Linked DNA regions of Homo sapiens: region 2 is linked to region 1. The links are chromatin contacts, found by Hi-C in ENCODE. All regions are on one chromosome and are shown on one strand. The core of a region is the stretch at or near the end of the contact, and the rest is flanking DNA. Distances in the headings are between cores, read along the strand shown. Region 1 holds the start of SLC35E3 (solute carrier family 35 member E3). Region 2 holds the start of CPM (carboxypeptidase M).

Region 1 (6,792 bases), core at 857-3,356:
AGCTGAGACTGTTAAGCATGGATATTATACACTTACAAACAGGTAGGTATTTGGTGAGCATCACACACCCAAGTTTCTCTGTCTCCTTTCTTCTCTTCACCTTGAGTCAGACAACTTATGCAATTATGCTTTCTTCCCAACAGTCTATTGTCTCTATACTGTATTTTCTAAACCTTGGAATACAGCTTCAAAATTTATGAAATCTGCTAAAAAGGCACATAAAGAAAAAAAAATTACCAACCACTTGATAAAGGGATGTAACTAAAACACCAAGAGCAGCAAACACCATTCCAAGGAAATTAAACTTCACATCGTAATAAGAATTTAGGATTACACCTAAAGTTATAGGAATCTGTAACGAAAAAGAGGTAAATGTTGTTCAGATTAAATTCAAGAGACAAAAATTTAGTATTCCTTTCACAATGTCTTACAAGGCTAATGATAAACACATAACTGGGAAACAATGAACCTGTATAAATGTTTTCTGTTTTGACTTGGGAAAACTAGTTGTTAATCCTATTTCCTAAACGTGAAATATGACAAATCTATATTGATATTCACATTTAATTCCATTCTAAATTTGTGGTAAATATATTGCACTTTGCAAGAAAATACCACATGAATACAAAGGTGAGTAAATGGATCCCCAAACTAGTGTCTAAACAGCATAAGCATAAATATAAAACAATAAAAGCATAAAGACCTTAAATATAAGGCCAGGCACGGTGGCTCACCACTGTAACCCCAGCGCTTTCGGAGGCCAAGGCGGGCAGATCACCTGAGGTCAGAGTTCGAGACCAGCCTGATTAACATGGAGAAACCCCGTCTTTACTAAAAATACAAAATTAGCCGGGCGTGGTGGCGCATGCCTGTAATCCCAGCTACTCGGGAGGCTGAGGCAGGAGAATCGCTTAAACCCGGGAGGCGGAGGTTGCGGTGAGCCGAGATCGTGCCATTGCACTCCAGCCTGGGCAACAAGAGTGAAATTCCGTCTCAAAAAGAAAAAAAAAAAAAAGAAAAAGACCTTAAATAAGTTACTAAGTGCTAAAATTGAGTCCACCTCCTTTTATTTAAAGATGCAGACAGCTCTAAAGTATGGTGCTGCAGACGTTTTGAGACCTACTTTATGCTACATCTTTTCACGTTTTATCATACACGATTTGATTCCCCTGGGGGAGAAAGGCTGTTTTTGTTTGAGCTTTTGCAGATATTCTGATAACACTGGACTGTACCACCCAATACAGCTTTTTTTCTTATCGATCACAGCATTTAACGATTTCCATCAAATGGCAGCTACTAAAATTCACACATGCCCACTCTTCTGGGCTGACAAGATGGCCTTTTCCCCCTCCCTAAAATAAGCCTAAAAGTTCACATGCCCACAGATGACTCATTTGTGGATTTCAAGATGAAGGGAAAGACCAGTGTGCGTTCGAATTTCCCGGGGCCAGTGCAGGAGGTGGGTCGGGAGAGCGGCGCCTTGGGAAGCTGAAGCTACTCACCAGCGTGAGCTGGATTCTGGTGGAGAAGGTTTTCTGGTAGCAGAAGGTCTGGATGGCTATGATCACCGGCGTGGTCATGGCCTTGGCCAGCTGATAGGTGCCTATGGTGTTGTTCTGCAGAGAAAGGTTAGTGAAGACCACAAAGCCACAGAAGCTGAGGGCCAGGAGGAGGAGCCTGGAGGGCGGCAGACTTTTGGGGGCAAAGATGTCCAGCTTCTGGCAGATATACAAGCCCAGCCAGGTGACCACGAAGTGCACCAGGGTCAGGCTCATGTTGGGGAAGCCGTGGTACACATAAATCCATTTGTTGAGGAACACAATGCAGATGGACACCAGCAGGTTGAACAGGAGCCCGGCGGCGATTCGCCAGTGGCCCCGCACTCGGTCCACCAGCAATGCCATGATCCCCGCGAAGCTGGGGCCGTCTAGCCTCGGAAGGGGCGCCGGGCCTGTCTCCGGCTGCCCTTCTACTCCACCGCCGCGTCCTCGCAGACGCCGACCTCACCGTCTGACCCAGGAGTGGCATGCACAGATCAACCCCGGGCGAGTAGCACTCTTAACAGAGGACACACACCCCGCCGCCGCCCTGTAAGCCAGCTAGGACGCCGCAGCACGTCCCACGCCCCGCTCATCTCCGCCCGCAGCCACGTGACTCGGGGCTCCAGTGCTTCCGCCCCCGAGCCGCTGGCTGAACGGCCGCTACCCTGCGCAGGCGCGCTGAGCCTTGGGCGCGCGACGCTTGCGTCTTTGGGTCCTATCCTCTGGGTCCCCGACCCCCTTGGTCACCTAACGCCTACCTGACTGGACCAATCTAGGACCCCTTTCTTGATGTTTGTTTCCTGTGTGTCATTGACCCGATTTGCTAGACAACTTCTCTCTGGCTGTGCAGACACTGTTAGCCAATTTTACGTATTAAATGCTGAGCAAATTTAGTAGCCCTCGCCAGAGGGGGGAAAGAACTTATTGAAAGCATGTTTTTATTTTTTATTTTTGGAAAAAGACATTCAAAATTTACTTTCCAACAGACAGCATCATCGGGTATAACTACAAGGGTTTCTCCTTAGATCATACATTCACAAAGCATTATTAGCTCAACAGTGAGAAAATGTGTTCTCTAAAGATGTCCCCTTGACAATGTAAACGAGTGCTACTGTGTTCACTTACAACTCGAGAAAAAAACGTACAACCTGGCAAAACCGTATATATATACAGCTGTCTCTAGGGGTGCATACAAATATATATATATGTTTTGGATCAGGTCAGGTGCAATGACTAAGAGATAGAACTTTGAGTAACAGTCTTGATCGACAGTAAGGTCCTTCACACAGAAGTCAGGTTCTTCCTTTCTCCTTCCTCCTTAAGTCGATAAAGAAAGATTATATATTGTAGATATTACAGGTACAAAAGGAGATTTTTAAAAAAGGAATCACAAAAACATCTTGAATGTCCAGCTGTTCCTGCCAATACATCAATTCTTAGTTTTAAGACAGAGTCTAGGATTAATTCAGCAGTCATAAAATTAAAAAGAGAGACTGTGGTACAAAAAATTTAAAATAAATGAGGAAGTAGGGCATGGTGGCGTGGGCCTGTAGTCCCAGCTATTTGAGAGACTGACGTGGGAGGATTGCTTGAGCCCAGGAGTTGGAAGCCGGGATGGGCAACATAGTGAGACCCCCATCTCTAAATTAAATAAATAAATGAGGTAGGGAAATTAAAACTTTCACACCCAGGACATGCCTGTTCCAACTTTGTAGCCTTCATGCAATGCTCAAGGAAAAAGTCTTCATAATTCCTTGGCATAAGTCACACCAAGAAAAGTTTTTAAAACTTAGTATGCGAACCTGTGATAGGCAACACGCCCTTCCCTGAGTTTCCTCTCTAGAATGAAAACCCAGTTCTTCAAGAGTAGGCACTGAGGAACTAAATTAAGTTGCCTGAAATTTCCCACTCAGGTGCCCACCACTTCTGGTGTTCAGGAAGAGAGGCATTTGGGAATTGTGAGGAGCACATTGGCACTCTTGGGGCTCCAACTGAACTGTATTTAAATAAGCAGCAACACACACATTGACTCCCTAAGGACTCAAAGGAGTCCAATTGGCTGGGTGCAGTGGCTTATGCCTGTAATCCCAGCACTTTGAGAGATCGAGGCGAGTGGATCACTTGAGGTCAAGAGTTTGAGACCAGCCTGGCCAACATGGCAAAACCCCGTCTCTACTAAAAATACAAAAATTAGCCAGGCGTGGTGGCAGGCGCCTGTAATCCCAGCTACTAGGGAGGCTGAGGCAGGAGAATCGCTTGAACCCAGGAGGCGGAGGTTTGCAGTGAGATATCATGCCACTGCACTCCGGCCTGGGAGACAGAGCAAGACCATGTCTCAAAAATAAATAAATAAATAAAAATTAAAAACAAGTCCATTTGAGGGCATCCTAATTAAGAGTCTAAGGTTGAAGGAATTTTGTAATTCCACAACCTTAGTGGGTTTCTGTGCTGTGTTTTTTAAAGGACATTCAAAAAACAAGGCACAACAAAAGACAAATACAGAGTGGGGGACATGCAAAACAAGTTCCTAAATAGATGACAGACCTTGTCCATTTACCCACATACGGTTACGATGGAAGCATACAATATTCCTCCTCCTCATTTAGGCTAAGTAGTTTTCCCACTGTTGTTCAACAAATAGGTAACAGTCTTTGGAAATAGTCACCCTGGGTTGTACAAAGTTTCTATATATACAGTTTGTTGCAAGTAACAAAACTACTTTTAAGACTCACTTATTTCCCCTCCCCACCCCAAATCTAGTCTGTATTTGTTTTGGTATGAATTTTTTGTTTTTATTTTTTGCAAAGTAGCATAGCAATAATCATGATTACAGGACTGCATGAGCTGTAAAAATCATTTGCATATTAGTAAGAATAAAGAAAACAGGAAGACAAGATGAATTCTTTAGAGAAATAAAACAAAAAAAGCACATAATATAGAACTGATCAAATTCTATGATCCCATCTCAGGCTTCCCAAGCCAGCTGTCTCTAGGGGTGGCATCTATAAATACATATTCAAGAAATTCCTTAGATGATTAGCAAGTTTGGGGAATTACTGTTTTCTATTAGAATCACATTCTTTTAGTTGTCTCCTGTTTATAAGCCCTACACTCTAGCCTATTTGGTGTATTTGTTGGTTCATAATAATGCCCAGCATTTATCATTTCTTGCTCATACTGATTTCTTAATCTATAGAGCCTCATCCTTCTTGTGTCACTCTTTGCCTTTGCAAATTCAGTGCATTACTCAAACCCCAAACCAATACTACTTCCTGAGAGTCTTTTCAGCTGGAGAGAGGTTCTTCCTGCTCAGACTACTTGTAATTCTTTCTTTTTTTGGAGACAGTGTCTCGCTCTGTCCCCAAGGCTGGAGTGCAGTGGCGTGATCTCGGCTCACTGCAACCTCTGCCTTCCAGGTTCAAGAGATTCTCATGCCTCAGCCTCCCCTGAGTAGCTGGGATTACAGGCACCTGCCACCATGCCCGGCTAATTTTTGTATTTTTTTAGTAGAGACAGGGTTTCACCATGTTGGCCAGGCTGGTCTCAAACTCCTGACGACAGGTGATCCACCTGCCTCGGCCTCCCGAAGTGCTGGGGTTACAGACGTGAGCCACTGCACCCAGCCACTACTTGTATTTTTAAATGACACCTTTTAAATGTACTTATGGTATTTCCCCTATTAGAAGAGCGGGATCTGTAATCTCCAATATATTCAGTGCTTACTGTGTGCCAGGTACTACGCTAAGTCTTTATATGCTCTTATTTTGATAGGAAGTTTGCTAAATGAAAGTTAAACTAGAAATGTCTTCAAAATAACTAAAATAATAATAGCATGTTATGTTAGAAAAATTCTTGTTATAGTCATCTTCTTAATTTTAATATTCAAAAATACTAAATTTTATGATAAATAAAAAATTACGTACCTGGCTTAAAAATAAATCTACTTTCCATCATCTTTATGATTTTAAAATATCAGAATGCTTATGATTACAGAAAAAACTAGAACAGAAAATTTAATTTTCTTATTACATGAAAAAGAGACAACCCTGGAATTTGTAAAAACAGAAAATTTTAATTTTTATATAGTTTTATTAACAAGCACACAGAGAAACGCTGATATCCCTACATGTTGAAAGTGTCACGATAATATTCTGAAAAGTACAAAATTCAAATGTCTAAATTTTACATGGTAATGCAAAAGAAAAAATTACTAATAACAAGTATATTTTATTAAAAACTTCATTTATCATGAAAATTAGTGAGATTACAAAGATTAAACTATAACTGAATTTCATACCCTAATGGGTCAAGTCCCTGGTCTAGGAGCATTAGAGAGGACTCTCTGAGCTTCTGCAGCAACTTCCTTAGCTCTTCCTTAGAAAATACCTGATTTTTAAAAAGAGAAATAAGAATGAGAACAAAGACAAGTAGACAAGTATGAACTTAGTTACCTAATCGATCTGATTAGCTTCATATAAGAAGAAATGCCTCTTTAAGATTTATGTAGCCAGAGCCTAGTAAATTAGAGTGGTTCAGGAATTTCAAGGTGAATTCTCAGAGTCAGTCTATATATTTCTAACTGCTTACAAATATACACACATTTTGGGAAAAAAGTACAAACATTAAAACATTAAAACTGGACTATTACTTTAAGAAAATCCAAGAGCAATTACAAATGTAAACACATCTTCACAAAATTAATATTACTACAGAGCATATCAAATCATTAAAATTTAAAACTACAAGGCTCTAGAACTTACCAGGTACAGTTTGTGGCGCTCAGAGGATACCATATCTGCTAACTGTAGGCATTCCTGATACTGACCAGTACTGTGCAATATCGTATGAAGCAGAAAACACAACATTGGCAGACAAAGCTTTCTCAGTAAGACCATTTGATGTGTTCTTTCATGGTCTTCTTTGGCATCCTACAAACAGACATCAATAAATCATTTTAACAATTTAAGCTAAAGATCCTTACAAAAAGAAAAGCCAGGTACTGAATCAAACCCAGAATGTAATTGGTAGACAAGATTTAACAGCAAAAAAGTATGAAGATGAACAACGTAGACTACAGAGAGGTATGACAGTGAAAATAAAATGCTTCTGCATTTGTATTTCTAATAAACTTACTATGTCCTGAATAAAAACATGCATAAAAAGAATGAGTTGGAAACTGAATATCATTAGAGCAAAAATCAGAACAGAAAACAATCACCACTCCTTTGGATGTTTATACATATAAATAAAG
Region 2 (7,389 bases), core at 3,866-6,365, 190 kb before region 1:
GGACTACCTTGCCCCATCCCTAAATGTGTTTTAAGAATGGTTGTTTCCAGGTAAGTAAAATTTGTAAGTTTAAAATTTTTCTTTTATCTTGTTCAGATTTTCTTGTGACACTTTCAAAGAAAAAAGTTTGAAAGTCACAAAGTCTAGTTATACTGTTCTCATTCTTGTTGACATCTATTGAGGTACTTAGCCCCGACTATAGTTATTCCCTCTGTCCCAATTCCTGCTACTATCTTAGGGAAATTCAGAGTCCTTAAACAGAACCAATCCAACACTCTGGCTTTTTCATTCCTTAATTTCCCATTTCCAGTGATCTTTACCTCCTCTTCACTTTTGTAATTCACTCTAAGATATTTTGATCCTGTTTTCATTCAGAATTAGTCATTGGTCCTCTCTAACACTTTTGTGCTTTTTCCTCTGCTTTGCTTTTAAATTAAAATGCCTTCATTGTTTTTCCAATTTAAAAAAGCAATGCATGTTTGGTGGAAAAACTTTTCAGAAAATACAGAAAGATGTAAAAAAGAAAATTAAAACATTGCAACTCGTGGATTTGCACTCAGCATGTTGGTAACCTTAGAAACACATTGCTGGGAATAGTTTTTTTTTGTTTGCTTTATCTAAATGAGATCTTACTATTTATTTTACTTTTATTATCTGCTTCTTGCCTGAACAATTTGTCTTTCCAAGTGAATAAATGCAGATCTACATTGACATTATTATGGCTGAAAAACAATTAATTGTACAGCTATAATATTCTTTAACCCAGGGTGTCTTAACTTCAGCACTATTGACATTTTGGGCTGAATAATTCTTTGTTGTGGGAGGCTGTGTTGTGCACTGAAGGATATTTAATGCCTCCCTGCCCTCTGTATCAGCACTAGATGCCAGTAGCTCCCATCCCTAGTTATGACAATCAAAAATGTCTCAAGATATTGCCAAATGTCTGCTGTGGGCACTACTGCCTCAAGTTGAGAACCACTGATCTAACCAATCTGCTGTTGTTTGACATTTAGGTTTTATCTACTTTGTCACAATTTAAAGCAGCAGCACTTATGAAGCTCCTAACATATACAAACTCAACACATCTTCAAATTACTTCTATAGCATAAATTTCTAGCAAGGAATGGCACATACAAAATTTTGATGTCTATTCCCAGATTTCCCTCCAGAAAGATTGTATTAATTTAGAACACCATTGAAACAGCATAAATGTCATTTCCTGAGATCCTGTCTACTTCCAGGTATTGTCAATCTTTTTAATCTTGCTTTGTGATAAGCAAAACAAAGTATTACTTTACCCTTTTAACTTGTAATTCTTTGATTGCTTACCAGGTTGGTAACCTTTACTATATTTATTAGCTATTTGTGTTACTGCTTTTATGAACTGCTTATTCATCTCCTTTGCTCATTCTTTATTTTGTAAGAGCATTAATTCCTTCTTCCAGCTTGTAATTTTTCTCATAACCTGATTTAAACCTTTCTTCTTATAACCTTTATAAGGTTTTCTGTACAGAAGTCATACATTTGTATGTTTTCAAATTATTAGCCTTTTTATTATGGTTTTACCTTTAATGGTGCCATACTTAGAAAGATCACCTCTAGGTCCAGGCCTGGTGGCTCACACCTGTAATCCCAGCACTCTGGGAGGCTGAGGCAGGCAGATAATTTGAGGCCAGGAGTTCGAGACCATCCTGGCCAACGTGGTGAAACCCCGTCTCTACTAAAAATACAAAAATTAGCCAGGCGTGGTGGTGGGCACCTGTAATCCCAGCTACTCAGGAGGCTGAGGAAGGAGAATTGCTTGAACCCGGGAGGTGGAGGTTGCAGTGAGCTAAAATTGTGCCACTGCACTCCAGCCTGGGCAACAGAGCAAGACTCTATCTCAAAAAAAAAGAAGAAAGAAAGAAGATCACCTCTAAAATCTCTAAACTTCAGTATTTTACTCTATTAGGCTAACCTTTTATTTTGCTGTTATCTTTCATACTCTTAACACTAAATTTTTTTTTCTCTCTTGACCAGTGCACCTTAAACTTGAATGTACATATACATCATCTGGAAATCTTATTAAAATGTGTGTTCTGATTCAGTAGGTTTGGAGTGGAGTGACAGATTCTACATTTCCAACAAGCTCCCAGGTGATGCCAGTGCTGTCCCTGGCCTGCACTCTGAGTTACTAGCTCCTAAACCTTCAGCACTCAGTCCTCTGTACCCCCTACCTCCATTCTCTGACTCCTTCCTGAAGTTGCCTCCCTTCCTACCTAGTGTGAACCCCAATGGCAGCAATTTCAACTATAGCTCATCTCTGTTTTTCCAGAACAACAATCCTGGCAATCTCCATTCCAGTATTGATGAAGCCACCATTTCTTCCAGTCTCCAGCCACAGCACCCTGCAGGAAATCAGATAGTGTCCACGTACTTCTCTTAAAAAGATAGGATTTCTAAGGTACATCAGCAAGCCTTCACTTTGTTCCCACCCAGTTCCCTTTCCCATTCCTAGAGTAACTTTGCCTAAATTTAATCTTCTCAAGCTCCAGTCCCCCTCCTCAGACCTCTTAGTCAATGAACAACAATGAAAGGGAAACGTCTTCAACCCTTCCAGTGGAAATAACATTTAGCATAGTGACTACTGCACAATTAAAAAAAAAAAAACCTACTCAAAGACTCTACAATGTCATACTAAGACTTCCAACTCTTAGGCCAGGCAAGGTGGCTCACTCATGTAATCCCAGCACTTTGGGAGGCTGAGGCAGAAGGATCACTTGAGGCCAGGAGTTCAAGACTAGCCTGGCCAACATGGTGAAACCTGGTCTCTATTAAAAATGCAGAAGTTAGGCATGTGTGGTGTAAAAATACAAAAGTTACGTAGGTGTGGCGATGCGTGCCTGTAATCCCAGGTACGTTAGAGGCTGAAACACAAGAATCGCTTGAACCTGGAAGGCAGAGGCTGCAGTGAGCTGAGATTGCACCACTGCACTCAAGCCTGGGCAACAGAGTGAGACTGTATCTCAAAACAAACAAACAAACAAACAAACAAACAAACAATAAAACAACTTCTCTTTAAGAAAAAAAAAAAGATGGCCAGGCACGGTGGCTCACGCCTGTAATCCCAGCGATCTGGGAGGCCGAGGCAGGCAGATCGCCCGAGGTCGGGAGTTCCAGACCAGCCTGGCCAACATGGTGAAACCCCGTCTCTACTAAAAATACAAAAATTAGCCGGGCCTGGTGGCAGGTGCCTGTAATCCGAGCTACTCGGTAGGCTGAGGCAGGAGAATTGCTTGAACCTGAGAGGAGGTTGCAGTGAGCCGAGATCATGCCATTGCACTCCAGACTGGGCAACAGAATTGAGACTCCATCTCAAAAAATAAAGAAAGAAATAAAAAATTAAAAAAAAAATTCCAACTCTTGGAAAATTCCCTTTAAAGAGTTACGAATTAAGCTGGTTTATTTATGTAATAAACGCTTCGCACAGTTCTTACAATGTGCCTGCCAACCTTATTTAGGTAGGTACAATTAAGACTTCCACTTTACACACCAGAAAATAAGGCACAGAGTCGACACAGCCACTGAGTGTCAGAGCAAGAATTGGCACTCATCCCGTGAGCGCCTCAGTTCTTTTTTTTTCTTTATATATACTTTAAGTTCTAGGGCACATGTGCACAACTGTGGCACATATACACCACGGAATACTATGCAGCCATAAAAAAGGATGAGTTCATGTCCTTTGTACGGACATGGATGAAGCTGGAAACCATCATTCTCAGCAAACTATCGCAAGGGCAGAGCGCCTCAGTTCTTAAACCACTCTTCTATGCTGCGGCAGAATCACTGGAAGTCTCAGGGAGTCCTGAGTGCGCAATTCTAGGAAAAGTATCTATATCTGTAAGAAAGAAGGGGCAGGGAATCTAACGGTTCTCAGCTCTTGAAGGCACATTAGATTCATTCAAGGTCCTCTCTAAAAATACACTTTCTTGGGCCTCCACGAGAAAAATTCTATTCAATTAGTCGTGGGCTTGCATCCGTATTTTTAGTCTGTAAAAGTGGAATGTTATCTCAAATCAGTGGTTTTCAAACTTTTTATATTCTGCGGACCTTGACACGGGCCCCCAATACCCTGACACGGTTACTTACAATCCGGGAGAGAGTGGGAGAAAGGGGGAGAGAGGGAAGGGGAGAGGGGGAGGGGAGAGAGAGAGAATGAATGAGAATGAATCTTTTAGAGAGGTAGAGGGGGTTGGCCCGTGCCACAAACCACCTCTCAGGTTTGAGTGAAGCCTTCGTTCTCTCTCGTGCAGAGACCATGCCATCCTTCCAGAAAGGAGCATTTTAGGACGTTTTAGGACGAGAGACCTGTAATTGGCCTAAGACTCAGGTGCAGGTGGAGGAAGCATCGGATTTACAACAGTGGTCCTGCCTTCTTCGATGTGACTTCCAGTTTTAAATTCAATTCTAATTTACACAAATCCCACCCACTATGTAAACTTGTTGGAAAATGTCCTGCACTCTGCACTTCGTGGCATTTAAAACTTCCACACACGCGCGCGTTCTTTCTCGAAGCCCCGTGATTGCTTAGCCTCGCTGGGCAGCTTGGCACTGCTGGGAGCTTGGCTCGCCCTGCCGGGGCCGACGCCGCCCGTCCCGCAGGAGCCCGCGCGGGGCTCAGGGCACTCAGGACTCCGCATGCGTCCCGGCTCCAGGTGGGCCCCGGCACCGCCAACCGCAGGAAACCCGCCGAGCCCTAAACGTCTCCCAAGCGGCTGCAGTCTGCGACAGAGAGTGTCCCTCGGTGGAGCGCCCTGTGGCTGCCCAGGCTACAGCCGTGGCCGAGGCGAGGACACACTTCTGACCTGGGGCTCCAGCAAAGACTGTCCGCGAGCGGCGACTCCATGCCCGCAGCCCTCCGCCCAGCTCAGCCGCCCGGCCGCGGGCACCAGCAGCCGCGCCACGAAAGGGCGCACCGCGCGGGCGCCGTCTCTCCTAGGTGCGAAGGCGGCTGAGGCCCCGCCCGGGAGGCACCCGCGCGGCTCCGGAGTGGGCCGGAGGGACGTCCGGGGGCGGGGCCCGGGCGCGCCCGCCCTCTGACCGGGCTATAACACCCGGCCCCGCCGGGCGGCCGCGGGTGGGTAGAGGTGCGCGCCTGGGACCTGGTGAGGCTGGGGGTGCGCGGGGCCGGGCGCAGCTGTGGCAGCTGCCGGACGGCGGAGGCGCCAGGAGGAGGAGGAGAGGGAGGCGCGGGCGGCTGGGTCGAGGGCACCGAGGCTGCCCGTGCTCCCGGTCTCTGGTTGCACGGCTCACTCCCGAAGGTGTTGCTTCCAGCTTTTGCCTCCTTAGGAGGCAGGGAGCGTCAGTGTCGGGAGACCCTGAGACCGGAGTACCGAGACGTAGCTGGTGATGCCCCCGCCTGCCCTCATGTGTTCTCAGGTTCTTCTTATTTTTATTCATCTCTAGAACATGGACTTCCCGTGCCTCTGGCTAGGGCTGTTGCTGCCTTTGGTAGCTGCGCTGGATTTCAACTACCACCGCCAGGAAGGGATGGAAGCGTTTTTGAAGACTGTTGCCCAAAACTACAGTTCTGTCACTCACTTACACAGTATTGGGAAATCTGTGAAAGGTAGGGTCCGTCTCGTGAACACTTTGCCAAACCCTCAGTCCTCCCTTTCAGTATTCATTAAATATGCCCCAGCTTCCTGTCTGCTCTTCCACGCACCTACTCTGAGTGGCACAGAACAAGTCAACCGGTACCGTGCGTGTTGGTTGTTTTCTGCTTTTGTTGGGAGGAATAGTAGGAAGAACTGAATTTTACTGGACTTGTCCATTGTAATTCAGTGTCACTGAGTCCTTTCCATTATTGGAGTTCTTCTGTCTTTTTGGATCTTGCAGACATTGGTTATTTGGGATGTATGTTTTAGTTCCTTTTCAAGATAAACTCCCAAGTAAGTCCGTTTATCCGTTTCAGTTCCCCTTTGTGTGGGCTTCTTTATATATGACTTGGACTGTTAATGTCATTTCTTCATGTCTCTTTTAAACTGAAATAATGCAGTTTTGTTGGTAAGATTTCTGTGTCATCTGTAGTTAGCCTTTTATTTAAAGTTATGCAAAACTATCATTTCTGCAAGTTTCTTTTAATCTAAGTAGTACAGTTCTGTTGGTTAGATTTGTGTCGTGTATAATTAGCCCTATGGCTTAAAGTTATGCAAAAAAGTGGTTCTATGATTAAAGGCTGTTTTTAAAATGTATCCATTTGAAGAAGACAATGCTAGATAATGAATATATATTAGTAGTGATTGAAACTCTTCCCAGCATTTTCATATTTATCATTAATAATTTATTGTTCTAAGTTAGAAACTACATAAAGTTATTTTCATTTTTATAGACAGCAAGTTTGAATCAGATAAATTAAATAATTTGTTCAAGGTCTCCCAGATGGTGAATTTTATAGCCAGGACTGGCACCCATCCGGCCAAGGCAAATAATTTGATCAGATATCGTTATTTCATCTTTCTTTCTTTCTTTCTTTCTTTCTTTTTTTTTTTTTTTTTTTTTTGGTCAGAGTCTCGCTCTGTTGCCCAGGCTGGAGTGCAGTGGCGTGATCTCGGCTCACTGCAACCTCCGGCTTCCTGAGTTCAAGCAATTCTCCTGCCTCAGTCTCCCGAGTAGCTGGGATTACAGGAATGCGCCACCACAGCTGGCTAATTTTTTTGTATTTTTAGTAGAGATGGGGTTTCACCATATTGGCCAGGCTGGTCTCAAACTCCTGACCTTGTGATCCTCCTGCTTCGGCCTCCCAAAGTGCTAGGATTACAGGTATGAGCCACCGTGCCCGGCCGAGATACCATTATTACTTAATCATCTTTTATTATCCTGATGTTCCCAAAGAGGTTACCAGAAAACTTAGTCCTTAAATCAAAAGTTTCATAAATTTTATGCAATTTGGATCTCAACTTTTTGTAAGGTGTGTTCAAACTCTACCTTGATTTTAGCTCTGAACTTTTGAGTCAATTGAGAGTCTCATAATTACCATATTCTTCATCATTTTTCAAAAAAATCAAGGCTATGGCTTCTATATTAAAGAAAAAGTATTATATAAATGTATTTATGTGCAATGCGAAGTCAATATCCTGGGCTGTGTGTAATAGTAACTTTGTTTTTAAACAGCATTGCCAAAGAGATGGTGCCAGAATTACTCTATATTGCTCTATAATCCAAAATTATAGAGGTTGGGTGTGTGAGAAATCATATCTTGAATCAGCATACGTATTCAGCCTTCTGAAATCATTTTTCCCTAGGGCTAGAGTAGAGCAATTTAAAAAGATCTAGGAATACTAATTATATTAATTAAAAATATATAGAACACAACTAGCTTGAGTTATTGTTCAGTCATCATTTCAACCA

What was found. Hi-C counts contacts between places; a loop is a spot of excess contacts on that map. Pooled maps may share reads with other maps.
Region 2: a loop to region 1 is called in a pooled map, with 6 times the contacts of the local background. The contact joins the promoter of CPM here to the promoter of SLC35E3 in region 1. A Hi-C loop is called at or near these places in 2 of 37 single-sample maps with no recorded cell type and 8 of 50 pooled maps.

What each region holds. Positions count from the first base shown.
Region 1 is chr12:68,741,490-68,748,281 of GRCh38, reverse strand. SLC35E3 (solute carrier family 35 member E3) reads right to left here and starts at 2,106. Exons shown (of 5, transcript NM_018656.5): 1 at 1,503-2,106; 2 at 242-352. The coding sequence starts at 1,904. It overlaps NUP107 (nucleoporin 107), which reads right to left. Exons shown (of 28, transcript NM_020401.4): 27 at 6,302-6,469; 28 at 2,473-5,927. The coding sequence ends at 5,820. RefSeq lists enhancers at 1,084-1,273, 1,634-1,743, 1,794-1,893, 1,743-2,433.
Region 2 is chr12:68,930,897-68,938,285 of GRCh38, reverse strand. It overlaps CPM (carboxypeptidase M), which reads left to right and starts at 5,115. Exons shown (of 9, transcript NM_198320.5): 1 at 5,115-5,144; 2 at 5,446-5,608. The coding sequence starts at 5,449. RefSeq lists silencers at 4,736-4,845, 4,876-5,235.